Linked DNA regions of Mus musculus: region 1 is linked to region 2. A link is a loop called in an ENCODE intact Hi-C map of the cell type or tissue named here. Cell type or tissue: left cerebral cortex. All regions are shown on one strand. Links, peaks and the distances in the headings refer to the core of each region. The heading gives the core; the rest is flanking DNA.

The links. Hi-C counts contacts between places; a loop is a spot of excess contacts. Peaks named below come from ENCODE experiments on the same cell type or tissue, not always from the same donor. Only the 100,000 strongest peaks of a DNase experiment are listed, where the experiment ranks them.
Region 1: a loop joins it to region 2, with 2.0 times the contacts of the local background. A loop is called at or near these places in 1 of 42 quality-filtered maps.

The regions. Positions count from the first base shown.
Region 1 is chr16:92,703,982-92,719,138 of GRCm38, reverse strand. The region is part of intron 2 of Runx1 (runt related transcription factor 1); the gene reads left to right. Among named protein-coding and RNA genes, the nearest start is that of Gm30281, 51 kb to the left of the region's middle. In left cerebral cortex, for the core only: a CTCF peak has its summit at 10,322 (motif pointing left); DNase peaks (open chromatin) are centred at 3,465 and 5,860.
Region 2 is chr16:92,775,251-92,790,407 of GRCm38, reverse strand. All of the region lies in intron 2 of Runx1 (runt related transcription factor 1), which reads left to right. Among named protein-coding and RNA genes, the nearest start is that of Gm30281, 21 kb to the right of the region's middle. In left cerebral cortex, for the core only: no CTCF peak of the experiment used is centred there; no DNase peak of the experiment used is centred there.

The sequences.
Region 1 (15,157 bases), core at 2,345-10,344, 69 kb after region 2:
GACATCTCAGTGGACAGTGTCCAGAGCCTTCCCAGTGTTGCAGTGAGCTCCGTGGTCACTCTTACATGATTACAGAGCCCTGTGGGAAGTGAGTTTTACTCTGTCAGAGCCAGTGATAGAGAGGACCCGGGATGAAACCCCGATGGTAGAAAGGAAGTACCGCCCTCACAACCTGGTTTGTATCAACGTGGACTACTTAGCTTTGCTCCAGTCACTACACGCATGTTCTATATGTACAGAAAGAAGTTTGACCTGGAGTTTCAAGACTTGCTTCAAAGCCAGGCAGTGATAGCGCACACCTTTAATCCCAGCACTTGGGAAGCAGAGGCAGGTGGATTTCGGAGTTCAAGGCTAGCCTGGTCTACGAAGTGAGTTCCAGGACAGCCAGGGTTCTTGCTTATAACACAGCTTCCTCAAATACAGAGAAGCCATCTCTACCGAACTCTCTCCGCGAGCCCCAGAGACAAGCAGAGCGCAGTAGTGAGATGCCATCCTCACTCTGTGCCTGCGCTTTTTGTTTTGCCAGAAATGTTTACCAAAGAGAAAGCCCATGAGTTCCTATACGCAGGGCAGGGGTGTGATGAGGAGGCTACCACTGGCCACTTGTGGTTACCACTGTGCCCAAAACACCAATGTGGTCTCAGGAGTTCCTCAGATTGCTGACCTCCTAACCTCCAAAGCCCTGGAGGTCCCGAGGGAGACGGGACACAGGGAGAGTCCCGTGTGGGTCTGTTGTCCTACACTGAGAGTGGAGTTAGCATCGAGACAGACAGAGACTAGGTTTGGTTTTTGATTTGGTTTCCTTTAACGACTAAACACCTAGAGATAGCCATCCCTTCAGTCTGAGGTCTGCATCAGACAAGGACTCATAACGAGATGGTAGGAAAGAGTCCAGTGAACGACTTGATACCAGGCATAAGAAGGGAGATTGCTTCAGCTCTTACTTCCCTAGATAACAACTGGGAGGTTGAGGGATGTGTCCCTGGCTCAGGGAGAGATGCTAAAAGGTTCCAAGGAAGGAGGAGATTTCAGTATCTGGGGGCAGAATAAGCAACGTGGCGCGGTAAGCTGAGCAGTGGTATTTAGGCCATGCAGTGGCTGGGCTAACTTCCCACAGGGCCTGGGATTCTCTGAGCCCCGGAACACTCTGTCTGGAGGAGAGACCGGGTCCGATTTCCTTTACTCTGACTCTTTGACTGCAGGGAGGCTGGAGCAGAAGCTGTCGGGTGATCAGGCAGCCGCTCCAGAATGAGATAATGGAGACAGTAGTCCCATGGAGCTGCTGGGAAGAGCTGTACCTCCTTCCTCCCAACCAGAGCCCCCAACACTGAGCCAGTGGCAGGCCATTCCTCTCTCCACACACAGGTCCAGTCTTGCCAGGTACAGCATGGCTCCTTCTCTATGTCTCATGGATGCAGGATTCCTAGAACTGTCAGAGGTCTAGTCTACATTCTCCAGCGATAGACACTGCAGGGACTCTTGTTAATACCCCTGCTTCTTACACCGTCCAGCAACTGCATGTGGGTGTTATTGTAAACAACAACGTTAGCCACTCAGTATACACAGGCCCCGCTCCACCACGGGAGCTCATAAGCTTGGATCTAGACATAATCTACCTGATCCCTTACTGACAGTCCCTACTGTCCCCAAAGAGTTTTTATTAAAGACTTCTTGTGCCCTTGCGACAGACCTTGTACTGAAAAATCATGCTGTCTCTACTTTAAACATCAGTGTGAACCATAGCAGTCAGCCAGGGTGTAGTGTGGTGGCAAGACACCCTGGACAGGTCTGGCCAGGGATTGAGGACAGTGGCCACCCAACAGGCAGTGCCCAGACTGTACAGTGTTGCAACAGCCTCTCCCTCTTCCCCTCCCCCTCCCCCTCCCTCTTCCCCTCCCCCTCCCCCTCCTCCTCCTCCTCCCCCTCATCCTCCCTCTCCCCCTCCCCCTCCTCCTCCCTCTCCCTCTCCCTCTTCTCCTCCTCCCCCTCCACCTCTCCCCTCTCTTCTTTCTCTCTCTCTCATCCTCTGTGCATGTGTGTGTGCCTCTGTGTGTGTGTGTGTGTGTGTGTGTGTGTGTGATGAGGAGGAGGGGGAATAAGGAGAAGAGGAAAGCGGGGGGGGGGGGACATAATGGCAGAGATCATTTGATGAAAGGCCTCATCTCAGTCTCATTATCAGGCTGCCTTTTCCATAGCTGCCAATGGTGAGTAATCGTACCTCTCAGAAGGACAGCCTGCTGAGAGATTGGAGGACAAGAGATTGGAGGACAAACCCAAGGAAGAACGGGGACTCTGGGGCAGGGACTCCCTTCTGAAATTCCCTCCAGGTCTGTAACTAGAGCTTTCCCTTTCTTCTTCTTCCCTCCCCTCCCTCTCCTTCCCCCTCCCTCTCATCTCCTTCCTTCCCCTCTTTTCCCCTTCTCTCTCCTCCTTCCTCCCATACCTCTCTCTGATATTGGGAGCATCGCAGGGGCCTCTGTGCCAGCATAGGGAGGGGCCTCATCCTCTTCATCTGTCCCCACCTCCCCGCCTTTCTATATTGATTTGCAGAGTAGAATTTGATAAAAGAATGAGAGAGAGACGGAGAGACAGAAAGAAACAGAGACAAAGAGAGATGAGAGAGAGGGGGAGAAAAGTAGACAAAAAAAGAAGGAACAAGACAAAAAAAACGAAGGAACAAGATTCTAAAGGTGTCTGGAACCTTTCAAAAGCCTCGTGCTGTTTGCCTGTTAAGAAGATACAAGTAACACAAGCCAGCATGAATCCCATTCAAGGGCTGATACTTGGTTTCAGAGAGTCCTGATCTAAATGAGGTCAAAGTGGGTCTTATGCAGGGCCTGTCATTCTGTGCACACTGCGAGTCAGGCTGAGCTCAACCACCTGCTCTGGGGCCTTGAGAAAGATCCAAGGCAAGGTGTCCAGGAAAACAAAATGCATAAGATGTCTACATAGAGCAATCTACTGCCCCAGATAAGAAACATCTTCCTCTGTTTTCATGTGCCCGTGTGCATGTGCAAACACACATGCCTGTGCTCATGTGTGTACACGTACACACACAAGCACGCACAAACACAAGCCCATGCACACAAACACACACACCCAAAAGACCTGCTCTAGCAGAGAGATCCGTGGCTCGGTTCCTCTTTCTTTAGAATTCCAGATAAGCCTTTACATCTCCTCAATCATTGCTCCCATTTGATAAATTCGCCAAAGTTCAAAGGCTGAGTGTGACTGGGGGCATTTGGAGAGGAATGATAAAACTGTGTCTGATAAACACAAAAAGCTTCATCAATATAGATCTACAAATTGGGAGCGTGGGGCTCCCTCAGGCAGTGAAGCTGTTATCTCCAGGGCGAGCCCCAGAAGATAGCTGAGGGAGCGGGAGGCATTATCTGCCTTCACAAGAGGAGCAGCACCTCCCCCACTGCTGTCTGCAAAGCCCAGGAAACACCTTGCAGGGGGTTGATGCAAGACTGCCATCCCCGCCCCAGCGACAGTTGGAATAGTGTTGTAACACAACATTGAGCAACACCTCCGCTGTAGCAGCCACTCTGTCCTAAGACACTTCTCCTGAGGAAAGACAAAGATATTTCGGGTGTCGTTGTTGTTGTTGTTGTTGTTGTTGTTGTCGCCTTTGTTTCAGCTTAGGTCATTAAAGAAAAAAAATCCCCCCTTCCACCCTGCTACTTAAAAAATAAATGTCCCTGAAGTTGGACATTTTGTCCAGGAAGATGGCCTCTTTGTTCCTCAGTCCAACGTGGCCTCGTTGAGTAAGTCTTCCTTTTTTGCTTTTAACTATTAAAGTCAAGAAATAAGAAAAAAAAATCAAGAAATAAAAAAATCAAGGAAAAAAAAAAACTCAGTTAGATCCTGAGAGACTGTTAATGCCAGCCCCTTTCCATCTCACTGTACCATAGCTTGAGAATTCCAGAGAAATCTTCATTTGTGTTTTTCCAGAGATCAGGTTGTCGGTTCCTGGGACTTTTGGGAACTGGATTTAAACTTGTGGATTGCTCTCGGGAAAGGACTTTGAAAGAGAAGAGACCCACTGGAGCTTTCCAGGAGTAATTTCTAAATTTCTTCTAGAGAAAATTTCACAAGACCCTCCTGATTTTAGGGAAGTTACAAAATGGCCAATGGAAGAGGCACAGGGCTAGAGCGGAGGGTGAGACAGCCTTCTCAGAGGGAGGGTCCCAGGCCTGCGAGATGGGCAAGCTGAGAGAAGTCAGCTTGTTTCTAGGAGCCCACTTGCTCTCTGAAAAGTACACAAATTATAGTACGTGTCTGTCTGGAGGAAAATGCTTAGCAGCATCTACCACAGAAAGGTAGCCACTGGAGCAACCCTGTTCTCTCACTTACTTCAGAATTGTCCTTTTGTGAGTGACCAGCTCCAGCATCTCGGAGTGCTCCAGCATCTCAGAGTTCTCCAGCATCTCAGAGTTCTCCAGCATCTCAGAGTGCTCCTACATCTCAGAGTACTCCAGTATCTCAGGGAACTCCAGCATCTCAGAGTATTCCTGCATCTCAGAATGCTCCAGCATCTCAGAGTGCTCCAGCATCTCAGAGTGCTCCAGCATCTCAGAGTGCTCCAGCATCTCAGAGTGCTCCTGCATCTCAGAGTGCTCCTGCATCTCAGAGTGCTCCAGCATCTCAGAGTGCTCCAGCATCTCAGAGTGCTCCAGCATCTCAGAGTGCTCCTGCATCTCAGGGTACTCCTGCATCTCAGAGTATTCCTGCATCTCAGAGTGCTCCAGCATCTCAGAGTGCTCCAGCATCTCAGAGTGCTCCAGCATCTCAGAGTGCTCCAGCATCTCAGAGTGCTCCAGCATCTCAGAGTGCTCCTGCATCTCAGGGTACTCCTGCATCTCAGAGTATTCCTGCATCTCAGAGTGCTCCTGCATCTCAGAGTGCTCCAGCATCTCAGAGTGCTCCTGCATCTCAGAGTGCTCCAGCATCTCAGAGTGCTCCTGCATCTCAGGGTACTCCTGCATCTCAAGCTGCTCCAGCAGTTCCAACTCAGTCTGGTCTTCTTTGTACTGTGTTGAGAGCAGCATGGTTTCAGACTTGGCAATGGAGGAAAGAGGGACACAGAGAAGGAAGGGAGTCTGCAGTCACACGCAGTGTGACCACACTTAGCCATGGAACTCATGTGACAGACTGTGTTCTCAGACGGACTTCCCTCTGGGTCAGAAGGTTTCAGACGTCTTTGTAGCCAGCAGCCAGAAGGCCTTTGCCATGGTTTGATCTTTGGGAAAGCAAGCGTTGCTCCCTGGGTGGCATTAGACCATTGCCTGGTGTTTTGTCTATCCTTCGCTTCTTCTTTACCAATGGAGTCTGCCCTGTGGCAGAAAACCTGAGGCTGTTTTTAAATTTTGAAGTCTCCCTCTTCTCCCTGACCCTGAACTTTGGAGGCCTGAACTATGCTGGATCCCTTGCCCTCTCCTGAGCCTCCAAAGGTTACACTTGGAAGTCCTGACCTTAGTGAGGAGGTTTTCACTGAAGGGGCGCATAACCCTCCCAGCTGGTTTCTAATCCACCATCAAAACCTAATAAATAATGGATACTAATGACAGCGCTGAGACACCTATCTGCACTGTCCACCACCGAAGTCAGAGAGAGAACCGAGGCTGCTCCCTAAAAATGGCATATGGCTCTCTAAATAAAGAGCTATAATGCGTTTTATATTTAAACCATAAGGCCATGGGCTCCAACCCAAGTGGAGATGGGCTCTGCTCCTTAAGTACCATTCTGGAAAAGTCATTGAACTACCTATCCAGCTCGCTGGGTTCTGTGTTGTTAAAACAGCTCATTTCCTTAGACGTACAGCTAGAACAGGTCTGTTGGCACATCCATCTGCCCGCTGTGCCTGGTGGGAGGATGTCCCCAGCAAGCCAAGCAGTCCTTCCAAAAAGGCATCTCTAAGAAACTTCTGGAATTAGGGAGGCGAACAATGTTGTTTTCAAAATGCCCCGGGCGGTGGTGGCACACACCTTTAATCCCAGCACTTGGGAGGCAGAGGCAGGAGGATTTCTGAGTTCGAGGCCAGCTTGGTCTACAGAGTGAGTTCCAGGACAGCCAGGGATATACAGAGAAACCCTGTCTCGAAAAAAAAAACAAAAAACAAAAAACAAAAACAAAAACAAAAACGGTCAAAATGCCCACAATTGGAAGATCATCTGCTCCATTCACAGAGAGCCTGAGTTCAGCCCCAGGGCCATGAGACACAGGAGAGCGTTTTGGTCTGGGGAGGTGGGAACATGAAGATCTTGGGGCTCACTGTGAGTTCCAGGCCAGTCAGAAACACTGGCTTGATAGCAATAAGGAAAGCATCAAGGGAGTGAGTTCTGGGGCTATCTTTGGCTTACACACACACATATGCACACACACATGAAAACACTCGTGTACACATGAGAGATGAGCATTGCTCTTCTCTGGCTTTAGGCAAGTCCTTTCACCTCTTTTGGCCTAGGAGGATGGTCCTAACTTATTGACTTTAGATTAAATAAGATAGTGCGACAAGACGCCTTAGTCATGGCTGTGACGCTCAGAATAGCTCCGAAGATTCTGCAGACCACTGGTGTCTGGTCGTGCAGATTGGCTTGGCTGACAAAACCCCATCGACATAAACAAGGCTTTTATTTCTGAGATCCCATGACTTTTCTGTCTTTATATACACGAGGCACTCGATGGCTCCCCCAAGGTTAAGATCAGAGGTCCCATCTTTTTCTTCATGAACCCCAACCTATCACACCCCAGCATTAGCGATCCAGGGGCAATAGAGCCTGCTGCCCTGCTCACTGGGCTCTTTGTGACAGGAAAGATAAATTACTTCTTTGGCCTCCTAAGGCAATGCTGTGCGTACTTATGTATTAATCTTCAAAAACACAGACAAGAACCATGGTTACGTTTGAGTATCTAAGCATCCATGCAGGAGGGACTTGAGGTTTTAGGAGGGTGCAGAAGACCATTTCTTATTTACTTATTTATTTATTCATAACACAACAAACATCCCTGGAGTGAAGCGAGGGGCTTTGCTCTTGAGCTGCTGCAGCAAAGTCACTTAAGTTGCAGGTACTTAGGACCTCAATGTTCCAAAAATCTTAAAAATCAATAAGAAGAGGATGTTTTTGTTATAGAAGTTTTATTTTTAACTTCTGCAGGGGGGAAAAATTTCCTTGATGAGGTTCAGGTGACCCAGCACTTTCTAGACATCTTCCAATGCTCTTGGTTCCCCTTGATCCGCTACTACAGAAGGTGAAAACCAGGAAAAGGGCCCCTGGTCTCCTCCTGCATTCTCTATACCATGGGGAGTCCATGTGCTCTTTGTTGCTGTTGTTGTACAATGTCCTAGCTTGCATCTGAAAAACCCCTTTGCTGTTAGTGGTGGTGGTGGTGGTGGTGGAGTAAGATGGTGTCTCCCTGTGTGGCCAGAGCTCCCCTGCGTTGGCATTCCCTGAGTGGGGGGTGCTGCCCAGCTGTGAACACTTCTACGTAAAGACAATGGAGGTGGGTAACATCCTGAGGAGCATGGGTGCTGTTTTGTTTCCTTATCTTTGAGCCTCAGTCTTTGCTACAGACAAACTTTAGGGAGGGTGTGGTCAACCAGACCAGTGGGCATCTGGTCAGAAAAAAATATGAATTATGGAAGTTTGGGTTTAACCTGGAGACTACTCCTTTTCTGCTGTTTGGGCAAGACGGAAGAAAGGGGTGTATCACTTCAACCAAGGGATGAAAATTGCCATCCTGGATATGCCTGAGGCAAAAGGAAGAAAGCAGAATCCTCCTGTGGGCTGGGGTAGTGAGGGGAGGAATCTGCCCCCCATGCGCCCCTCCCACCCCCTCCCCCACCCTCTATTCTATCCCCCACCCCATCCCCCTGCCCTCTCACCTCCTGTCTGTGTCAACTGTCATTCAGCTAATAGGGAAGCCAGTTCTCTTCCATATCTCAGCCTGTGCTAGAAAGGTCCTTTTCTTGGCTTCTGAGGGGACTTGGGTGGCTTCTGTTCAAAGAGGGGCTTGGCTAAACAAGACTGTTACCCTTTTACACACTATACATTTTCTGACTTGGGAACCAGAGGCAAGAAGATCAGGACTCCAAATTTGTCCCTAGCTGCAAAGTAAGTGCTTGTCCTGTGTGAGCTGCCTGAGACCCTTCCCAGCACACAACCAGAACACGCTGACGTCATGAGACCCTTCCCAGCACACAACCAGAACATGCTGACGTCATCCACAATATTTTCCCCTGACATATGGGATGTTCTTAAATCAAGGGCTTGACTTGATTACAGAGCTACGTAGATCTAAAAGATTACAACTAAAAACTTAAAAGTCCACATTTTTACGACACTCTTGCTTCAAATCTCTCTTGCAACTTACTCGAAAGGGCCATGTTAACCGACTGTGCATGTGAAAAGCTACCCTCAGAGCAGACATCTTCCTGTGCCTCAGAGCAGACATCTTCATGTGAAAAGTTACCCTCAGAACAGACATCTTCATGGGCATTTAAATTGTTAAAGTGATTAGAGAAATATTAGGAGAAAGTGGGAACCATGGGCCAGCAGTAAAATGTCTGTGTCTGCTTGGCCAATGATCACACTAGAAGTGAGCTTGAATTCAGTTTGAGGTCATTTGTGGTTATGTGTGGGCAAACATCTGTTGCTTGGCTGTGGCTATTTTTCTTTAAAGCCTACCACCCTGAAAGAAAAAGAAAAAGAGTGCAAAATTCTTCAAGTGTTATTTTTGGTCTTGACCATTTTTAATCACTTTGAACCCACTTCTGAGGATGGCTTTCACTCTGCCTGTGACTGTAAGCTGAACACTAGATAATATCTGCTCTCAGAAATGCCTCTCTCCCTGACTCACTCCCTTCCCCTCCAAGAAGCTAAGCTCCAGAGAATTCCTGCTGTGTGCTCTCAGGGGAAGGTAGTAAATAAAATTCTGCTTTGTGTTTTACAAGGGAGATTCAGAGGGCAGCACGGTTCTAGGCAAACCTGAAACAATCTTTATTTTATTTTATTTTATTTTATTTTATTTTATTTTATTTTATTTTATTTTATTTTTAAAGCTTAATTCTGACTTAACCATTGCTTGATAGAGAGACGGACGGGTTGAGTTTTAGAAGAACTGACCTCAGAAATGTTCACTAGCTTTGGGGCAGGATGTGTGATCCACCGAAGTGCGACCATTTCCTGAACCTTAAGTATACGTTCCTGATCCGATATGAAAGTATGTAACCGGGTCTGTACAGACTTCAGTGATTTTATGGCATTTTAAGTGGAAACGCATAGGAATTAGACGTGAGAATTCTCACTACCACCATGGCTGACTTCTTCAGCTACGGTTTTTTGTTTCATAGACATGAAGTTAAAGTCTGTGGAGTATGGCAAGTCTCTAGTCCCACAAGCAAACATGATAGATATGGCTTTCGAGGCTACTTCAGATGGGAGAGATGGCCCAGTGATTAGTGCTGTTGGCTGCTCCTGCCAGGGACTGAACGCACTCATCCCAGCACCCATGTCCGGCAGCTCACCACCACCTGTGACTCCAGTTCCAGGGGACCTGGTAACCTCTTCTAACATCTGGAGGTGCTGCATTCCAGATGTGTGTGCATGCCCCCACACAGACGTACCCACATACACATAAAATAAGAATTAAATTAAAATCCTCCTGTCATGATACTTCCCTCTCCTTCTCCCTCCCCCTCCCTATCCCCCTTCCTCCTTCCTTTTCCCCTTCCCCCTTCCCCTCCTCCTTCCTTTTCCCCTTCCCCCTTCCCCACCCCCTTCCATACCCTTCCCCTTCCTTTTTCCCTTTCCCTCCCCTTTTCCGTCTCCTTCCTCCTACCCCTTTCCCTCCCCCCCCCACCCTCTCCCCTCCCCTCTCTCCTCCGTCCCCTCCCCCTCCCGCTCCTATCTTGCTGTCCCCCTAACTCTCCTACAACCAGGCTTTCACCACACATTACCAAACTACTGTACTGAGTTGCAGAGGGATGGATGGCGGCTGGTTTGGCTAACAAAGAGGCAGTTTGAAAAACCCCTTTATGCTGTATTTCCAGATAAACACACTGTAGGAATTCCTACTTGAGAGAGAGCACCAGCAATTTAAAACCTGTGGCCTATGAGGAACAGAACATCCAGTCCTAGCCGGTGTTTATCAGTGCAGCCCATGGGCACTGGAGAGACAGCTCTGTGGTCAGAGCACTGGCTGCTCTCGCAGAGGAGCCAGGTTTGGTTTCTAGTACACTCATGGCAGCTCTCAACCATTCATAATTCCAGTCCTGGGGGATTCAGCGCCCTCCTCTGGCTTCTGTGAGCACTGCGTGCATATGGTGCACAGGCATACATGTAGGCAAAACACTCATACATATAAGCTATTGTATAAGCTATTTAAAATAATAATAATAATAACAATTAGTCCACAAATCTCATAGAGAACGAGCTTAATCCTTTCTGTGATGTTGCTTCAGACTGTGAAGGAGCCAAAGTTGTCTCACAGGCTGAGCCATCACAGCTGGTGGGTGTGAAGAGGCAGTGTAGAATGCAGGAGATTAGCTCAGGGCTCACCTGGGCTGCAAGATGCAGGAGCATGCTGAGCATAGGAGCCAGCCTCCTGCAGCAGTCGCTGGAGCCCTGCACATGGGTTCTGCCACTCAACCATGTGATGCTGTGAAAACGACTCGAAGTTCACCACTCAGGAGGCAAGAGCAGAACGACCTCCAGGAGCCACGGGGGCACGAGGGCGGGGCTAGCCAGGGCTACAGTGTAGGAGTGTCTCAAACAATAAACTGTATGCTCAGAGGGAAAAAACCTAAGTCAGGGAAGAGACCTGCCTCACCTACAGCAGGGAAGAAACAGCCCCCTGGGGCTGCAGGAGAAAAGTGTCAAAGCTGGTCAGCTTTGATTGCTTGTTGAATAGCCACTCCAGTCTTGCTCCAACTAATACAGTTGTCACTGGTCCCAAGCAGCTACTGAACACCAACAGCCAGACAAACCAGAACAAGACATACTGTAGGCACAGAACACGCATAGACTTTTGAAAATACGATTTTAAAAAAGAGATAGAAAATATCTAATTTTGTATTGACAATGGGTTTGGATCATGGTTAAATAAACCATTATGGAAGTTACTTTTGGGCTGGCAAGATGGCTCGGCAAATAAAGGTGCTTGCTGCCAAAGCCTGATGACTTGAATGTGAGCCCAGGCCCCATGCAGTGGAAGGGAAGAAGCAGAAGCAAGTCCCAGGAGTTGTTCTCTGACCTCCTCCACACAAGCTGCAAGCAGCATGCATGCCCACACAGAACATAAATGAATGAATCCTAATTAACTAATGGATTACTTCATGGATGCCATCTGCTTGCTTGCAAAAGTAGAAAACACTGGGTATTGGGAAAGTCTAGATCGCATGTGCTGCGTTGTTTCTGCAGAAGGAGAGGTGCTTCCCAGTTGTTTTATATATGGCTAGTATGATGCACATGATTGCACATGCCTGCCAGGCTCTGTGCCCCAGGTGATTGGCTGTGTCCTGGCCACATCTTCTGGAAGTCCAAATGGGGAGGGAAAAGGCTGTTTACGTGTATATTCTAGTTTCCCTCTGGAGCATGTATCCAGTGACTGTGAGGCCACATGTGAGACCCTAAAGAATGTCTAAAGGAATGAGGAGAGAGGAGAGGGGAAATGGAGGGAGGGAGGGAGGGAGGGAGGGAGGGAGGGAGGGAGGGAAGAAGGGAGGGAGGGAGGGAGGAGAAAGGGAAGTGGAGAATCTGACCCTGTTGGAGATAAGAGTCTCACTGTGCAGTCCTAGATAAACCTAGGACATGTAGACCAGGTTGGCCTCGGCTTCTGCCTTCTCAGTGCTGAGATTAAAGGTGTACACCACCACACCCAGCAAGAGAAAGCCATATAAGGATACTAGTCCCACCTCCATTCTCTGGTCTTTATCTAGTCTCCTTCCAAAGGCCCCATGAGCTTTACCATCCCACGGAGGATTAGGTCTCTGACAGAGGGCTTTCCAAACAGACACCAAATATTCAGCCCATTGATGACAGTTTAAAGAGCCCTGTCTGTGATGACTTGCTATGGATTCATATTTTATAATGTTATCTATGAAAAGCCCTTCTGTCATCTGTCTAAAAGGTTATGCTGGACACAGTTTTGGTTGGAGACCCAAGAGCTTCCAGGGACCTTGTCAACTATAGGTGTGCATCTTGGACCAGCAGCCACCATGACATCATTGGAAGCTTGTTGGAAACGAAGTCCTGGGTCTCTCCCCAGACCTGCTAAGTCAGAGCCTCTGCTTAATAAAAGCCCTGAGGCTTCCCATCACATTTGTTTTACACAGTGGTGCCAAAAAAAATGAAATATGAGTTACACAGCCTCATGGACAAGGTGTGCAAACATCCAGGAGTCATGTGCGCAGCATGCACAAGGGTATGGGGGGGTGCAATGACTCAGAAGGGAATAAGATATTATATAGTGTCTCTGTGGGGACTCAATAAAAAGACTTCTGCTCCCTAGTGGCCCAGAACAACCGGTATGCTAGACAAAGCATGGCGAATCAGAATAGCAAGCTTACCACAGTCAGAACTTTTGGAAAATGTGGCTTGGTATGTGGCTTCCGAGTGCTGGCGCCCATACTCACCCAAGCACAAGCAGTGTCTCCTGAGCCTATCAGGAAAACTGAAGGTCAGTGTGCTAGTTCTCCACTGCTATCAGACCACAAGTTTAAACACCTCAGTTTAACGAACACCCAGTTATTAGCTCACAGTCAGCACGCCCACTAGTCTCCCTGGATTCTCCATCAAGAGGTTGGCCAAGCTAAGCTCTTAACTTGAGTCTTTAGGGGGCAATGTTCCTCCAAGGTCACACAGGTAGCTGGTGGAATGCAGTTCCATAAACCTCAAGAAAGACAGGCCCTGCTTCCTTGCTGGCTGACTGCCAGGGAGAGGGTCAGAGAATTAGGACCTCTCTCTCTCTCTCTCTCTCTCTCTCTCTCTCTCTCTCTTATACACCGACTTCTGTCTTCTTCAGCTCGAGCAACAGCTGGCTTCATTCCAGCCCCAGGCAGAAAAACTTACCATTTTTAACCGTCTCCTTTGGCTACATTGTAGCAACTAGGATCAACTCTGCTTGCTGACTGGAGTCCAACTGAATAGCAACCTTAACTACTGTAAAAAGCCCTCCGTCTGTTAACTGTTCTACAACCAGCTCATATGGGTTCCTCTCCCTCACTGTTCTGTTTAGAATGGACAATCTTAAGAGTCTATTTTAGGATTCTTCCTCATATTCTTGCTTCTGCTTCCTAAGTTGCTGGCAGAGTAATTGAATCTCTCCTGGTTGAGGATAAATGGGGGTGTGGAAAGGGGCCAAGGATTGCATACTGAGGAATGTTGTTCTACATAGAAACCTGAAGCCAGGGGAAGGTGGCCTCTTACCAACCTCACCCTCCATCATTCCAATGCTGAGACACCAAGTATAGTTCAAAGGTCATCTGGGAGACATGGAGACCATGATGAAGTATTAGGATAATCCATGAGAGGGAATCTAACCTGAGCAAGAAAGCTGACACATCCCTCCGCAATCAGAACAGGGAGGGTGCTCCATAGTCCTGCAGCACAGAGCTGAAGAGCTGGCCCTGGGTTCTGGGTATGTAGAGATGCAAGGTTAGCAGAAGCCTGCTAGAAGGACTGGTGTAGAAAAGCTGTGGGAATCCCTTGTCAGGGTATATTCGTAAGAAATCTGACAAGAGGTCAGAGAATTAGCCCTGGAGTGGGAGCAATTGGGATGGGCATGGGAAGAGGAGAGAAATCATAACAACCAATGCTAAAAAAAAACTACTCAGAGGACTTAGCAACAAAAGGAAGGGAGACACAAGTAAGTCCATGGGTTCGAATTCAGAGACTTGGTGTAACTACAATGAAAGCGGCAGCGGCAAAGCCAGCTTGACATGCAGGACACAATTCTCAAGTGTTCTCTCTCTCTCTCTCTCTCTCTCTCTCTCTCTCTCTCTCTCTCTCTCTCTCTCTCTCTCTCTCTCTCCCCTCCAGTCACCTATACACTTTTGGTGGACTAAATTTCTAAATTACCCACTCGGCTAGGCTGTATCCTTGGATGTAGTGGAACCCATTGTCTTCATATTGAGGTTCAGTCCTCTCAGCTTATGTGAGATACCACACCCCACCCTCCAACTCAGTCTCTACTGGCAATGGCACAGTGACCTGAATTACAAGTGCCTAGCTTTGCTCTCTACGATCCTCCTCCCTGGAGCACCTTTGTCCAGCTCACCTCAGCCTCTCTAGCCCCTTCTCTGGGATTCAGAAGGTAGAAGCTCTATTCATCTTCTAAGTCAAGGACACATCACCTGTGTTAGCACCAAAACCTCTTCTAAGCATCCCCAGGTGCTGCTGCCCCGTCCTCCCTTGTCCCTTCCCTCTTGTTCTCTGGACCATGCACACATGCTTGCCAGTAGCCATGATACCCCATTTGCTGTCTGTTATTTGTCCTCTGTCACCAATAAGCCTAGAACCCTGACACATAAGGACCATTCTAGGAAGGCTGGGAGAAAGAAAATCAAATATTTCATGCTCTCAGAGAATCTAGGAGTTACCATTTGGAAAGACTAAAGGTCAGAAAAGACTAAAAGCCTATTATAGATTTTAAAATCTCTCAACCAAATAGCGATTGCCTGTCCAAACACTCTCGGTGACAAGAAATAACTACAGGATAGAAATTCTACATATCTGAGATTCCCACATGAAGAATTTTTGAGATTTTTTTTTTTGACAAAATATCTCTGCATAGCCCTGGCTGTCCTGGAACTCACTCTGTAGACCAGGCTGGCCTCGAACTCAGAAATCTGCCTGCCTCTGCCTCCCAAGTGCTGGAATTACAAGAAATGAGGAGGAAAGAGGGGAAAGAGGACATACTAACAGTTAAATTTTTCTCAAAGCTGTCAATTGTACCTAAGAAGAAACATAGTTGGTCCATGCCTGTGGCTGTGCATGGGCTTGTGTATGTGTGTGAGTGTGTATACCAGTGCCTGTGTGTGCACGTGTGCATGTGTACATGTGTGTGTGTTCATGTGCCTGTGTGTCTGTGTGTACCAGTGCCTGTGTGTGCACCTGTGCATGTGTACATGTGTGTGTTCATGTGCCTGTGTGTG
Region 2 (15,157 bases), core at 4,516-12,515:
GGGTTTATAGAATTCTAATGTTGTTTATAGGTCTTTAGGTAGCATATGGGCTGTGGGGGTAAAAATGAAACCTATATATCTGTCTGTTTATGTCTGCCTGTCTATCTATCCATCTACTCACCCACCTACCCATCTATCTGTTCATTCACTGTCCGTTCATCCATCTACATACTTAACTCTGTCTCCATCTCTCCCTTTCCTCCATCACTCCATCGACTAGGATTAAAATGCTTGCTAAGAACAAAATCCAACCCCAACAAAGCATAGATCCTTCAAGAAACATGTAGATCTTTTCTGTTCTTTACCCAGTAGGGCAGCAACCTTTGAGGTTTGTGATGCAGAAAGGGGAGTGATGTGGCTGAGTTAGTCATGAAACACTGAGGCACAAAAAATGAAACTGACCTTGGGGCCTTGGAGAGAGTCAGAGAAACGTTGCTCCGTGACAGTGACAGTGACATGGCAAGAACTTAAAGCCAGGGCACTGCTGCTGTGTTCTTGGAGGTTTGGTGTCCTCCAGGGTGGAATGTCCACCGGAAGCCTAGGACAGTCACCTCCCCAAGATGCCAGAAGTGGGAGCCTGTCTCCATTCTGCCCTTGAACATTCACTGTTTCCTCTCTGCAGAGCCATGGTCTCATTACAGAAGGAAATCTGCCCATACAGAGGCCATAGGATGGGCTGGAAGTAGGGGTAGGGGGATGGGAAGGGGTTGTGTGTTTAGTTCACCAAATCGCTGATCCACCCAGGAGAGTGAGATAGTCTATCAGCAAAGAATGAAGAGATGAAGACGGAATTTGTGAGCGTGAACTTTGAGATTCAGCCTTGCCTTCTCTTAAAATTCTCATAGATGGGAGCTGATTTCATTCTGGGGCTTTTGAAATGTGCTATAAGACTAAAGACTTCACTGCTAGTGCTGTGCCAAGGTGCTTACAGAGAAACCTATGTCTCACGTTCCTATCTATCTATCTATCTATCTATCTATCTATCTACCTATCATCTATCTATAGTCTTCATGTAGACTCTTTTAGTTTGCTGGCCTGTTTTTTTTTTTTTTTTTGTCTGTTTGTTGTTTTGAGACAGAATCTTGCTAGCTTGCCTAGGCTGGCCGAACATTAAGTAGCCCAGGCTGCCCCCAGATCCACAATCCTCATGACTCAACCTCCCACATGCCAGGATTCCAGATTTATGCAACGACATGAACCTCCACAGCTTATGGGTGCATACAAAAGGCATGTCCTGGGGCTTTCTATACCTGTTTGTTTTCTGAGACAGGGCATCTTTTGAACTCAAGTCCTTGTGCTTGCAAAGCATAAGCCACCCCTTAGTTCTGTTATTACTTTGAAGATGTTTCACACGTGCTCAGGTTAGGCACTTAGTGACAGTCACTGTCACTGTCAGCCTGTTCATCACCAGGGTAGGAAATTCTTCTTGCTGGTCTCAGGGACAGCTCAGTCCTCCTGTCCTTCGGTAACAGCCATCCCTGGGAACGAAGAGGCTCCCTCACAAGGTATCGACCCTCACACAGAATCTGTGGTTCTGGGATATTTTCTCTCAGAGACTTCCCGTCTTCAGGAGGTCAGTGATGTAATTCAGGACCATGTTCCCAAGATTGATTTAAAACGAGAGGCGGGTGAGTCACCTTTTAACAGACAGCTTTCCTCTTGGTCACTCGTCATCAAAGTGGAGATCATCAGTTAAGCATGAAATTGAACATTTGTTTGGACGTAGTCGCGTCTACAAGTCCTAAGTGTCTCCCTGCGGGAGGCTCCCATTCCGGCCTACCCAGCTCAGTCACTTGCAGACAGCTCTGCAATGTTCCCGCCAGCTGTCGGCTCCTTGCTATGGAGACTCGCTCTCACCCAGATGAAGCCAAGTGCTGGCATCCCACACAGTCATAACTGCATCTCCACTCTCAGGGCCCCTTTGCCATTGATGATTAAGATGGATTAAGATCCCCTGATGACTTTCTCAGATGGGGAAGTGATTTCACATGGATTGTGATCCAGAGAGCCAAGCCTTGGATGTGAGGATCTGGAGACAGCCCAGAGGAACAAACTTGCTTCTCAGATGGAGGAAGCAAAAGAAATCAGCACTGCTTCTTCACGTGTGTGGTGACAATTCACCGTCCAGCACGGCTGTGCTCCCCAGGGCACTACAAAATTCCCCTCGTATTCGCTTGCTTTATTGCAAAAGGGCAAGGTGCAGATATATTTATCTCCTCCGTGTGCATTTAGTAAGTTGTTATCTTGAGGATTGTCTATGTGCTTATTATGTGTTCTGTCCTGGTAATGTGGCAGTGACCAAAGATGGCGATCCTCAATGGTGAGAAATACATCAAGTGAGCCAGCCTCACCTACTCAGTAAGGTCCAGGCCGTGAGAGACCCTGTCTAGGAAAAAGAAAAACAACCACAACAGAGCACTATCAAACACTATCTGAGGTATGTTTCCCCACCTCCTACCTCCACACACATCTGCACATATATGTGTGCACACATATACATACACACACACACACACACACACACACACTCATGGAGAGAGTGAGAGAGAGAAAGAGAGATTCCATTGGGATTTCAGTAAGTACTACATTCAATCTGTAGATTGCTTGATTGTCCTCTCAATGGCATGGATCACAGTCTCTCAAAAGCATGGATCACAGTCTCTCAATGTCATGGAGCACAGTCTCTCGATGGCATGGAGCACAGTCTCTCAATGTCATGGAGCACAGTCTCTCAAAGTCATGGAGCACAGTCTCTCAATGGCATGGAGCACAGTCTCTCAATGGCATGGAGCACAGTCTCTCAAAGTCATGGAGCACAGTCTCTCAATGGCATGGAGCACAGTCTCTCAATGGCATGGAGGACAGTCTCTCAATGGCATGGAGCACAGTCTCTCAGTGGTTTTGTCTTTCCATTCATTTAGGTCTTTAATTTCCAGGCTGTGCTTTGTAATCTTCAGTCCTGGCAACTTTTGCTCTGTAGTTATTTTCCTAAGGACTTGGCTTTCTACATTTCTAGCTCCTCTTAGGTGTCTCCACCCAGGAAATCTCTTGCTTTCGTTTGAGTGACAGTTATGGAGCCCTCTGCCTACGAGGGAGTCAGCACACCCTAAATCAGCAGCCTCCCTGCAAGCCTCTCCTGCCCCAGCAGCATGGCGCTGTCCTTGTTCAGAGCCACTGAAGTCTTCTGGAAATTTCCACTTCACTTCAGCCTGGTGGTTCCTCTTTCTGTGGAATGGTATCAGTGACCAGTTACTAAGAAAGTTCAGGGGACAGAAAGAGTAGGGCTTCAGATGGAGGAAGAACAGGAGGGAAGGGAGGGAAGGGAGGGAAGGGAGGGGAGGGAGAGGAGGGAGGGGAGGGAGGTGGGCAACCCTCGAGCTCAGTCTTGATTTCATGTGCTTCCTCTGGGGCGAAGGAAAGAAACCATGTGTGGTCACAAAACCCTGTACCGAAACAGAGTCCCTCCTCTTTCATCTGTCACCACATGCTAAACACTGCAGTGTGTGTGTGTGTGTGTGTGTGTGTGTGTGTGTGTGTGTGTGTGTGTGTGTGAGAGAGAGAGAGAGAGAGAGAGAGAGAGAGAGAGAGAGAGAGATTGAGGAGATCAGAACATATGTGTTCCTTTTAACTCCTACCAGATCTTGAGATCAGTCAGTCAGAGAGAGCATTCTGGAAGGAACCGTCGAGGAGGGCACTTGGTGAATAACAGCTGAGACTCAGGAAGCACAGGTCTCCAGGGTCAAACCCCCCAACCCATTCCCACTCAGATGTGGGTGCTCCCCAACCTCACTGTATCTCGGTTTTGTTGACCATAAAACAGATAGTAACACTTGCGAGACAGACACTAAGTGGAAAGCATTATGTGATCTTTGGAGAAAAGGCAGACTGTTAACATATGCTAACAATGTGTTATTCTGGGCCAGGCCCGGAGCCACAGCCACCAGAGTAGCTTGGGAAACATCTGCCAGGAACACACAGAGCACTCCAGCCTCCAAAACCATCTCTGGGTCCAACTGGCAGGAGATAAAGGCCCTCTCTGCCCAGCTGTGCCCTGTTCGCCCTCAGGCCTGAATTCTGGGACCCCTATGCTGACCTGTAACTTACCCACTTACCATGCACCCCTCTGCTTAGTGAAAGAGAGCTTTGGAGGCTGGCCTCTTTGAGGCAAGGGGTTCTATTCTGGGACATCCACTTAGGGGCAGTGCTTATGGTGGATAGGCCAGGGTGGGACAGGGACATCCACTCTGGGGCTGTGCTTACCGTGTATGTGTTGGGGTGAGGCAGTTTGTGGTTTGTTTAGGACAGAAGACAACCAGAGCTGACTAAGTGGATGAGGCTCTCTGGCTCTCCCTCACTCTCCAAATTTGAGGCATCTGGTGCTCAAAGCCTAAAAAAGATCTCCCAAAAGGAGGAAGATGAGTGTGGCAGGGGAAAGGTGGGAGGGAGCCAAGATCCACAGGGACAGCTCCTCTTATCTCCGACTGTCCTGTCATGCTCTCTAGACATGGCGGCTTTCTGAGGAGGCCCACAAGGGCTTTCTTAGGGAAATAAGGTTGATCTCTGTGGTCCCCACTTGAGTCAAATTGGCTTCTCTTCATCCTTTCTCAAACTTTCTGGTGTCCGTAAATTCTTTGAAGAGGAAGGAAATTAGGGAAGCCAAGATATTCACAGAAAAAAAGTTCAGCCCTTTCCTGATGGGCCCAGCCGAGATGTGATAGCTATCCTCAAAGCATAAATCCTGAAGGGTAGACATTTAGATACAGTAGCTAGGGAAACACGTGCATCGTGAGAGAGAGAGGGAGAAAGTGAGACACTGCACAGGGTCCCAGGTGACCACTCCCTCAGCCCACACATGGGGTGGGGCTGGCCCTGACTTTGCTACCCCAGCTTGCAAAAACCCCCACACCAGATGTACCCCAAATGCAGAGAGGACTCTGTAAAGGACCCTGAGCAGGAGGAATGGGGGGAGGGGGGGAGAGGAGCGTGTGGGATGTGTCTGATTATGGAAGCCATCTTAGACCATCTGCAGGAAAGAGACATGTCTGTCAACTTCGGGATTACACAGGGCCCCGCAGCACAAAGCAATGGATTTGAATATCAGCATGGAGAATTGTTAGGAAGGACCCGAGGCCACAGATCTATGCAGTCTGGAAGACACTCAGGCCTGTGGAGTAAGCCTTTCTCTTTGAAGGTTAGAATGTAAGTAAGAGTTTATCCTCTGGAGAAGGTCCACACAGTCCTTGCCAGAGCCCAGGCTACCTCACCCCTAATTTTAGCAATCCCCTTGCCCCAGTTATCTGTGGTCCTCACACCATTTCTTCTGCTTCCTTTGATGTTAGCTGACTCTAAGAACCCAAGGCCAGACACACTGCAGGAAGAGGCCCACTCAAAGCCTTCACTCCCCCATCTCACGGAGGCGAGAAGACGACATTTTTGAGATTGTGAAGGGAAGAACTGACTCCCAGCTTAAATTTAAATATGGCCTCTCAGGCTGAGGTGGATGACCTTGGTGCCAGTGCGCGTCTATCATCGGCCATTTGGCTCTTCCTTGCAAGATTTTGTTCACATTTATATGGTGTTATGAATGTGTAACCAAGGCTCAGCCTGTGACATTAGGAAGCAATGGGAGAACCTGGACAATGTCCCCCACCCCGCTATGGATATGACAACTCAGTCATTTTCCTCTCCCAAGAAACTGTTTCTGCTTTGGCTAAGAGATTTTTTTTTAAAGAAACCATAGGTTCAAAATTACCCTTTCGCCTCAAAAGTTAACCTCATGGAAAATGTGGCAATATTTCTATATTTTGAAAAAAAAATATGATGGTATCTGTATCTATATCCTGTTGCTTAAGACCTGATCTCTTACATACATGCATTTTGGTTTGGTTTTGTTTTAAATAATTAGGCAGGTTATTTGTGTGCTTGTGTGTGCACATATGTCTTTTCAACTTTTGTACTGCATGCATGTGCGTGCACGTGTGCATGTTCCTACAGGCCCACATGCACAGGGGGTGCCAGAGGTGAGGGCTGGAGGAGGTTGCTCAGTGGCTGTCCACTTTGTCTTTTGAGACAGAGTTCTCACCAGCCTGGAGCTCCTCCGTTTGGCCGCAGGCAAATCTCAGGGATCCATCTGTCTCTGCTCCCTGGTCCCCACCCCAGGCCCGAGATTACCAAGTAATTATTTGCAATCCAAGCTGTTTTGCATGGGTTTAATTCAATCCTCTTGCTTCTGCAGCAAGCTCTTTACTGCCTGAGAGATCTGTCCCTGCAGCCCTGGGTCTTCTTTTTAACCTCCTGGCTTCCCTGCGTAAGGAAAAGTGATAAGCTTAGGGAGCCAAGCCAAAAACACCAGGGTTCCTGCATCATTTGTTGGTCACAGTTTCTGTGCCCAGATTTTTCAATACCCCACCCCACCCCCTCAGACTGTGTCAAGGAACACTCTACAGTGAGGTGGAGTCCATTCAGACAGCGCAGAGAGGGGAAGAGCTTGGTTTTCTGGTTTTGGGGTTTTCTTTTTGAGCTAGCTGTTATTTGAGAAGTGTCAACACTGTGCCGGGAAGTCTGTTTTTAGGCCAAAGATCCTGCCCTCCTCTTCACCTTCCCCATGGGACCCCGGGAGCTCGTGGTCTACTTCATAAACATGTCCACAGTGCTTGAGAAAGAGTCACCAAGGGCCAGACATGTGCTGCTGCAGGCACTGCAATAGGGACGTCTGCGGTCTTAAACCCTGGACAAGATGAAGACACACCCCAGGTCCCCGCAGAGGTAGCCTTCCTTTTTTCCCATTGCCTCTTCTGCATCCCAACACAGGCGTCTCTGTCTGTTCCCTCCACCGGATCCCTGCCTCTCCCCCCTGGACACTGACTCCTGTCTGAGCCCCACAGCTAGGCTGAGGGACTGACTCAGAGATCAGACCTGCTTCAAGGGAACCTGACACTGGGAGGAGCTCAAAGATGGCACTACCTGGGACAATTCCTGCCCAGCAACAAGCACACATTAATAGGTCCACTCCTCCTGGCCTGACATTGCATGATCTTACATCCCTGTGGACAGGACACAAAAGCATCAAACAGATATGTTTCTCTAACACAATTCCCTGTGTTCAAACTTCTGCAAGAGAACGCTGCCTGGCTGAGGGTATGGTATCTTCAGGGCGGCAGGGGGAGGGGAGGCACAGGATATGGGTCCTTTTGCCCCATCGTGTACATTCCAAGAGACGGACAGAGGGCACAGAAAGAACAGAGTGGAGGGGAAAAAAAACCATTAGCTCCCAACGGCCTGTCCTATAAACAGAATGATAGCAGGGAACAAGAAAATTACAACATTTAAATCTCAAATTATAGCCAAGAAAGTAACTAGTACCAGTCTTTCAGTGAGACAGGCTCACTTCCTCAAAGAGAGCTGTGATTACTACTGGTGTGTGTGTGTGTGTGTGTGTGTGTGTGTGTGCGCGCACACACACACACACACACATGCACTCTTGCAAATGTATTTACTGTGTAAGAGTAATACAGGCATATCTGTCTCTGTCTATCTGTCTCTCTGTCTGTCTGTCTGTGTCTGAGTAGTGTTGGAATTGAACCCAGGACCTCATGGGTGCCGGGCAAGCCTTTTACCACAGAACTCTATTCCCAGCTCTGTAATATAACTTCATCTGAAGATGCCAATGCGTTACTCAGTCTATCATTTGAATTTACCAAAACCAATACGAAGTTGGTTCCCAGGCCATTCGGTTCCACCCTTTGTGGTCACAGCTGGATGAGCTACAAGTCTGCTGGGAAGGGTGGAGCCCAGTGTGTGTGGGTCCCTGGGAAGTTGCGGTCCCCAGCCATGCTCGGGAGCCAGCCACTCCCCACTCCTCACCCATCCTCACACAGCTCTCCCAGAACCTGCTGTGAACCACATGAGGTCAAACTTCCTTTCCAGTCCCCAGGCCACCTGGTACCAGCCCAGAGCTGACTCTTGTGTCCTGTGCTTCCTGCAACCTGTTCATGGGCAAGGCTGGGGACAAGTCACCATCCCAGGCAGGAGAGCAGTCAGGGCCCCAGAACTGGCTGAGAGCTCAGGGTGGACGAGAGCAGAGGTGGCCAGCCATATCCAGGCTGGAAATTATTCCAGTTTTCCTGAGGTGGCTGAGGTGGCTTGCAGCTATCGGCTAATGAGGCTGTGAGAAGGATGTGCAGAGTGTAGTGGTAGAACACTCGCTCGGCATGCACAGGGTGTCAGAGGCAGTTCCTGGTGCGAAAGCAACCGCATCCAAGTCTTTATTAGTAGAAAAAAAATCACTCATTTCTATAAGGGATGTGACAATCTACGTAAATGCTTTACCCTTTTTGGCAAGCTTATAACATTCCTTCAATCATTTTATTCTGGTTTTAAACGTTGAATTGCCACTGTAAGGAAAGCAGCTCCCTTCCTTAAATGTTCTGGAACCCTGGATCAGCCCCACAGCTGTCAAAATGAGTTCCCTGCCTCATTGGATCCCTGGGGTCTCTTACATCCCTGTGATCATGAACTCTGCTATCTCCCCCCTTCCGAGGAAGTAGCCCTGTTTGTGTACTAACAGAGCTATGGGGAGCAGTCTGTGGCTAACCACTCCAGAAGCTATGGCTTTCCCCCAAATCACTTGCCTGGCTCCAAAGCATAGGGGAAAAAAAAATCATTGTTTAGAAATATTCAGGATATGGCAGTCTCTAGATGGTCCATCCTTTCGTCTCAGCTCCAAACTGTGTCTCTGTAACTCCTTCCATAGGTGTTTTGTTCCCAATTCTAAGAAGGGGCAAAGTGTCCACACTTTGGTCTTCGTTCTTCTTGAGTTTCATGTGTTTAGCAAATTGTATCTTATATCTTGGGTATTCTAAGTTTCTGGGCTAATATCCACTTATCAGTGAGTACATATTGTGTGAATTCTTTTGTGATTGGGTTACCTCACTCAGGATGATGCCCTCCAGGTCCATCCATTTGCCTAGGAATACACTAGCAAGATTTTGCTGAAAGGACCCAGATAGAGCTGTCTCTTGTGAGACTATGCTGGGGCCTAGCAAACACAGAAGTGGATGCTCACAGTCAGCTATTGGATGGATCACAGGGCCCCCAATGGAGGAGCTAGAGAAAGTACCCAAGGAGCTAAAGGGATCTGCAACCCTATAGGTGGAACAACAATATGAACTACCCAGTACCCCCCCCCCCAGAGCCCGTGTCTCTAGCTGCATATGTATCAGAAGATGGCCTAGTCCGCCATCAATGGAAAGAGATGCCCATTGGTCTTGCAAACTTTATCTGCCTCAGTATAGGGGAATGCCAGGGCCAAGAAGTGGAAGTGGGTGGGTGGGGGAGTGGGCAGGGGGACTTTTGGGATAGCATTGGAAATGTAAATGAAATAAATACCTAATAAAAAACAAAAACAAACAAACAAACAAAAAATATTCAGGAAAACAAAAATCCCAGAATCCCAGGGGCTGACAAGGAAGAAATTTGGGCATAAACTTTATTTATCCCTGGGCCTTTACTTCAGTTGAAAGAGAGAGAAGGAGGGAAGGAAAGACAGACAGACAGAAAGACAGAGAGAGAGAGAGAGAGAGAGAGAGAGAGAGAGAGAGAGAGAGAGAGAGAGAGACCCTGAAGCTAGCACAGAAGGCCATCTCCCCTGGGCTCCTGTCCTCTCTCAGATAACTCTGAGAAGGCAACTCCAATGAAAAGTCACTGAGGGACAGGTAACCCTCAGGGCAGCTTTGTTTGCCTTTAGACTTCCCAATCACCCCAAAATTATTCTTTCGAAACCACGACTTTTATTATCTGTCTTTAATATGGCCTGTGTCTCCATCATCTTTCCTTGCCCCTAAGTCCCTTTGCATGCATTTAATACTACCGTGTCTCTGAGTCACAACCACCAAGACACCAAGGTTCAATTTGGGAAGTTCGCCTGGGTTCGGGTTCCTCTGGAGGCTTGTCAAGCCCACATGTCTCCTCCCCAAAGATGCACCTTAGAATCGCACACAGGCAAGGAAGCAACGAGCACCTCTCCCACCAACCCGACACTTCCCTCAGGCCCCAAAGCTCTTCCAGGCAGGGAAAAGAAAACATGGTCCTTTCGGGGAACACTGGACCTGGCTGCCAACTCCCATAGAAGCTGGGCACCAGGAGACTGTGTTCCCTCCTGCCAAGGTCAAAGCAGGCTGCCTGCAGCGTCATCCGTTTTATTGCTGGACTTGAGGTGGAGAAACCAAACTTGTAAAGGCCCCTCTGGCCACAAGTTGGCCTGCCCTGTGACCCCAGCTGGACATTCTGACCACTGACTGAAGTGTGAACCAAGACTTCCAAGAGGGCATGCCTGAGCATGTGACCATCACGTGGCCTAGGTCACTCAACGTGTGAGCTCTGTCTTGTTTAATTTTTTCTCATCTTTTGGAAAGTGGACTTATTTTATTGCCCTGTTACTATCTGAAATTGTAACATATCTGTTGACTGGCACGTGGCCCTCTGTAGTATGTTACCTACATGGGGTGTGTCCTGCAATCAGGCTTTCTGCCTAACCTATCCTTCGTGTCTAGAACCACAGCAGACTCCAGGGACTCCTATGGGACTCATGTGTTCTTTGTTGTTGTTGTTGTTGTTGTTGTTGTTGTTGTTGTTTTGTTTGAGAAATTGAGATGCCAGAAATTGAGATGAACTGCCCAGCACTAGACCATCACCTGGGTTCTTGGCTTTTGCCCTGATTTGCTGGAGCTGCCACCTATACCAGAATTAGTGAAACTATCAGTCTCTCACACCTTAGTATGAACTAAGAGGTTATCCCAAATGGGATGTAGAACAATGAAGGTCACCGCAGGGGCTCTGAGTGCGCCAAACTGGTTCTTCTCGCTGTTCTGAATAAAATCTATTGATATTATCCTCTTTGAGCTAGGGAAGACAGGTGCTCCAGCTCTTTTCACAGGGTCTTGAAGGTGTCCTGCCTGTGGTCAGCTACTAGATGAGAATGAAGCATCCCTTGACACACCCAACTGCATATTCAAGGGACTGTCACATGCAGAGTGTCAAAGGCATGAGATGGCATGGCAGGTGTGGGAGAAATCTGTCCAAAGCAAATCACAGGGTGTTGAATCTCCATTTCTTAGCTCTACAGCCCAGGGAGAAGTAGGAAATTTGTCCTCTGTAGAAATCACAAACAACAGGTCACAGTCTCTTGGTGCAGGTGGTCACTCATCAGTAGGACCCAGGGGCCTAGGCAGAAGGAGTTTAGTAGCTGGGGAGGAAAGGAGAAGTCCCAAAGACAGGTTCAGGAAGACTCTAAAAGCAGTAGGTGATATCACAGTGCTCAGCAGAGTGGACCTGGACCAGCAGGAGTCCAGCCTCAGTCAGGGATCTCCTTTGCTTGCCTGTGCTCCACTGCTCCTCCTTAGAGAATTCCAGTCAAGTCATGACCAGTAGTTCCTGGAGCACACTGGGAAACTCCTGCCAGAGCAGAAGAAGGGGCCAGCAAAAATCATCTCATCCCATCTCAACGGAATCCAAACCCTGGTCTGTGACTTCAGGGCCACCCCTGAATCTAGTGGTGCTCCTTGGGGCTCTGCCTCATGGACCAAGCCCATCCACAGCACAGCACCTTCCAGGCCCCGCCAAGAAACCTTGTTCATTTGTTACTTGTTTGTTTGACCTTTTCTTTGTGATGGGTTTAACGGAATTCCCTTCTATGCCGAAAATCTTAAGCAGCTCTCTGTTCATTCTTTGTTACTGCCTTTGTTAAGATAAACTCAGTCTCCCTCCTGTCCTCCTTCTCCCCCTCCCTCCCTTTCTTCTTCCTTTTTGGTTTTATGTGAATTTTTGTTAATGATGTCAGACTTCAAAGGAAGTGTTCCAGCCATTTCTATCCCAACAGACTTGGGCCTGGAATTCGGTCTCTGTCTTGGTGAAAGCACTATGTTGCTAACACGTGTCTCACCTCCGGTTGACTCTGGCCTCTGTCTCCCCTCTGTCACACAGCAAAGCCTCTTCACTTTCTCTCGCCCTGAATTACTGTCAGGAATCAGCAGCTGTCCCTGTGCCAGACCCTGAGCCCCAGTGACTTCATTCTTCCCTGCTGTCCCAACACTAATCTCCCTGCTCCCTGCCTGTGTCAGCACCTTGAGCCCCTGGCATGCCTGGCTTTCCTCAGCCATTGCCCAAATGATTCTCTTCTCGCTCTGTCTGTCCCCGAAGGCCCGGCCACAAGGTGGATGAAGCCAGAGCTAATTGAATCTTTGGGTGATGATTCACAGAAGTAAGCCTGACTGTCTGACCCAAAAAACCACACAGTGGGGAGTTTAGAAGCCAGCAGTCAAAACAGCCTTCTGGGTTCAGCCATTGATTGAAGTTCAAAGGAACACAGATGGAAGTCAGTAATGACGAGGGTGGGCCCGGGAAACACACTTACCTGGGCATGAAGCCTCGTGGGTGAGGCTTCCCAGGCCTTTAAATCATGCTAGTTGCACTGGGACTGGCTTCAAGGACAGTGTGGTCCACTGGGTGGGGCTTACTGGCTAGGTAGGGAAAAACTGGGTGGCCAGGTCCTCCATGGCTGTAACAGATCACCACAATAGGGTGTGTGAAAATAACAGAAATTTGTTCCCTCACAGTTCTTGGGTGTGGAAGCTCCAGGTCAAGGTATCATAGACTGCCATTCTTCTCCAGTAGAGAACAACTCCCCCTGCTGCTTCCCAGGTCTGGGGGTCCAGACAGCCACTGGTGCATCTCATTTAGATTCTAGCTGCCTGCATGCTTGTGGTCCTTGCTTCTGTCTTCATGGTATGCCTTCCCTTGAACTCCTGTGGATCTCCTTTTTGAAAAAGATATTGGTCACTGACTTTAGCATCAACCCAATTCCCTGCGACTGCTGCCAGGGTCACCACATCCATAGAGAGCTTATTCTAAAAGGAGTCTTAAGCCAAGAGCCCTGGGAAGACCTGACTATTGGGGAGATGACAAGCAAGGACCCCAACTCTCTTTACTGGAGAGATGACAAGAGCCGCAACTCTCTTGCTGCATCACCCATGGGCTCTCCTGAATCCGTCTTTTGGCACTAACAGTTGCCAGTCTCGATTTTGGAACCTCTTACAGGCTACGTGGTGATACTTGGTGCCAAATCTTGATCTTTCCCCTTTCTTGATGAGGCTGTGCCTGCCTTTGATAAGTGACAAGAGGCATGATGGGACTTGAAGGAGAGAGCGGTGGGAGTTAACCCGGTGCACCTGGAGGAGAGGACTAGGTTCTAAGAGCTTAAGGGATGGATCCAAAGACTTCCCTAACAGAGACCAACGGACACTTGTAGAACATATCACACCTGAGGCCATGCTGTAGAATGAAATGCTAGATAGGGCAAAATGACTGCAATCCTATAACACGGGAGCGAGATGACCCCCCTCCCCCCCCCCCCCCGTGAGGAAGGACAACCACCCCACTGAGGATGAACTCAGGAGCCCCATAGGACACTGAGACCCTCCTGCCTCCTTCCAACATTTAAAACCAGGGCAGGATAGGGGTGGGTGGGTGAGGGAGTGGCTGTCCTCGGAATGTCTTCCTTCATCACAGGCTAACTGCTTTCAGAGCAGATGCAGTACTATCTCCACGAGATCATGTTCTGGAATGTTCCTCTACACACACACACACACACACACACACACACACACACACACACACACACTCCTGCCTTCTTCCTCATTCCTGATGACTGCATTCGCCATCCTTGCAGGCTCACTGCCGGTCTCCATGACGACACCTATGATCCTCTTTGTTCAGCCATGATGCTCCTAGACCCTGGCCTTGGCCACAGGACAAAACTTTCCCCATCAACCCAACCACAGCTCCCTGCTCCATGAATCTGCTGTGAGCCATGGTGGCTGGGCTGTGAAAAGGCGAGGGGCCTTTCTATGGATCGTTCCTATTAACTAACTCCATCCATCTCCCCTCAGACTTCTTTACCTTCTTGAATGATCAATGGGTGCTCAAACTTGCACTCAGAATGGGTGCTGCAAACTGGTGTGCTCCACACGCCTCCTCTCCTTCCTTTCCTTCCCTCTCCTGGATTTTCTCTACCAGCTAGGCATTGCTCTGGTCTGCAAACACCTCCTTTCTGCCTCTGCTGTTCCTTCAGGTCTCCATCTTAATTGTCTCCCTTCTCCTATCCCTTCCTCTGAAAGGTTGGTTTATCTCAACCATCTTTCCTATCCAGACATCACAGTTGGAACCAAGGCAGTGGGGTCTCTCCCACGGATAAGCTATATGGCTGACTGTGCAATTCTAAGGGTTGATAATACCTGTTCACCCTCTCCACATGATACACATGCACAGGCAAGCAACACACACACACACACACACACACACACACACACACACTCACACACACACACACACACACACACACACACACACATCTTCTGACTTTATAATTAAATCCTGACTGACCTGAGGAATCCAGTAAGAGCTATCCTCCTGTAACAGGCACCTTCTTTGCTTGGGTGAGCATGTGATAGAAGGAGGTTGTATTTAATGGTCCATTCCTAGAAAGCTGTGTCTAGTATGTAGCAGAAGACACTGTTTATGTCATGTGGGAAAAGGTATAGATCATGCACTATGAGTTAGCGGCAAATGTGCTACCTGCATAAGACTAGGCCCGACAATATTTCATCATGGAACAGGGAATAAGAAATTGATGAAGGTAAATTTTTTGCTAGAAGAGAAAAGATGTAGAAACTTGGAGTTAGGGCACCAGCTGTGCGTTCATCCATCTGACGAAGGGAACCAAGCAGAAGGACCAGAGGATGAAGCAGTGCCTCTCCTCCTGTGACTACCTTCCTCTGCTCAGCATGGCCCAAACCACCTCTCCTGGGAGCTCCACCTCCCTTTCCAGGGGCATGGTGGTTGGGCAGCTATGGTAGGACCCACCCTTTAGGAAGTCTGACCCAGTATCATCCCCATTTGAAGAATAGAGACTGGATAGAGGACCTAACTATGCTCATGACTTTGAGACTACACCCACCAAAAGCCCACGTCTCAGAAAGTTTACAGTCCCAAAGAAATAGACTCATCGTGTAACTCAAGCCAGGCTCCTGTGGTGAAAGATTTGGAAAAGAGGGGAAAAGCCCATTGACAGGATTGTTTGGATATATGAACAATTAAACCAAGT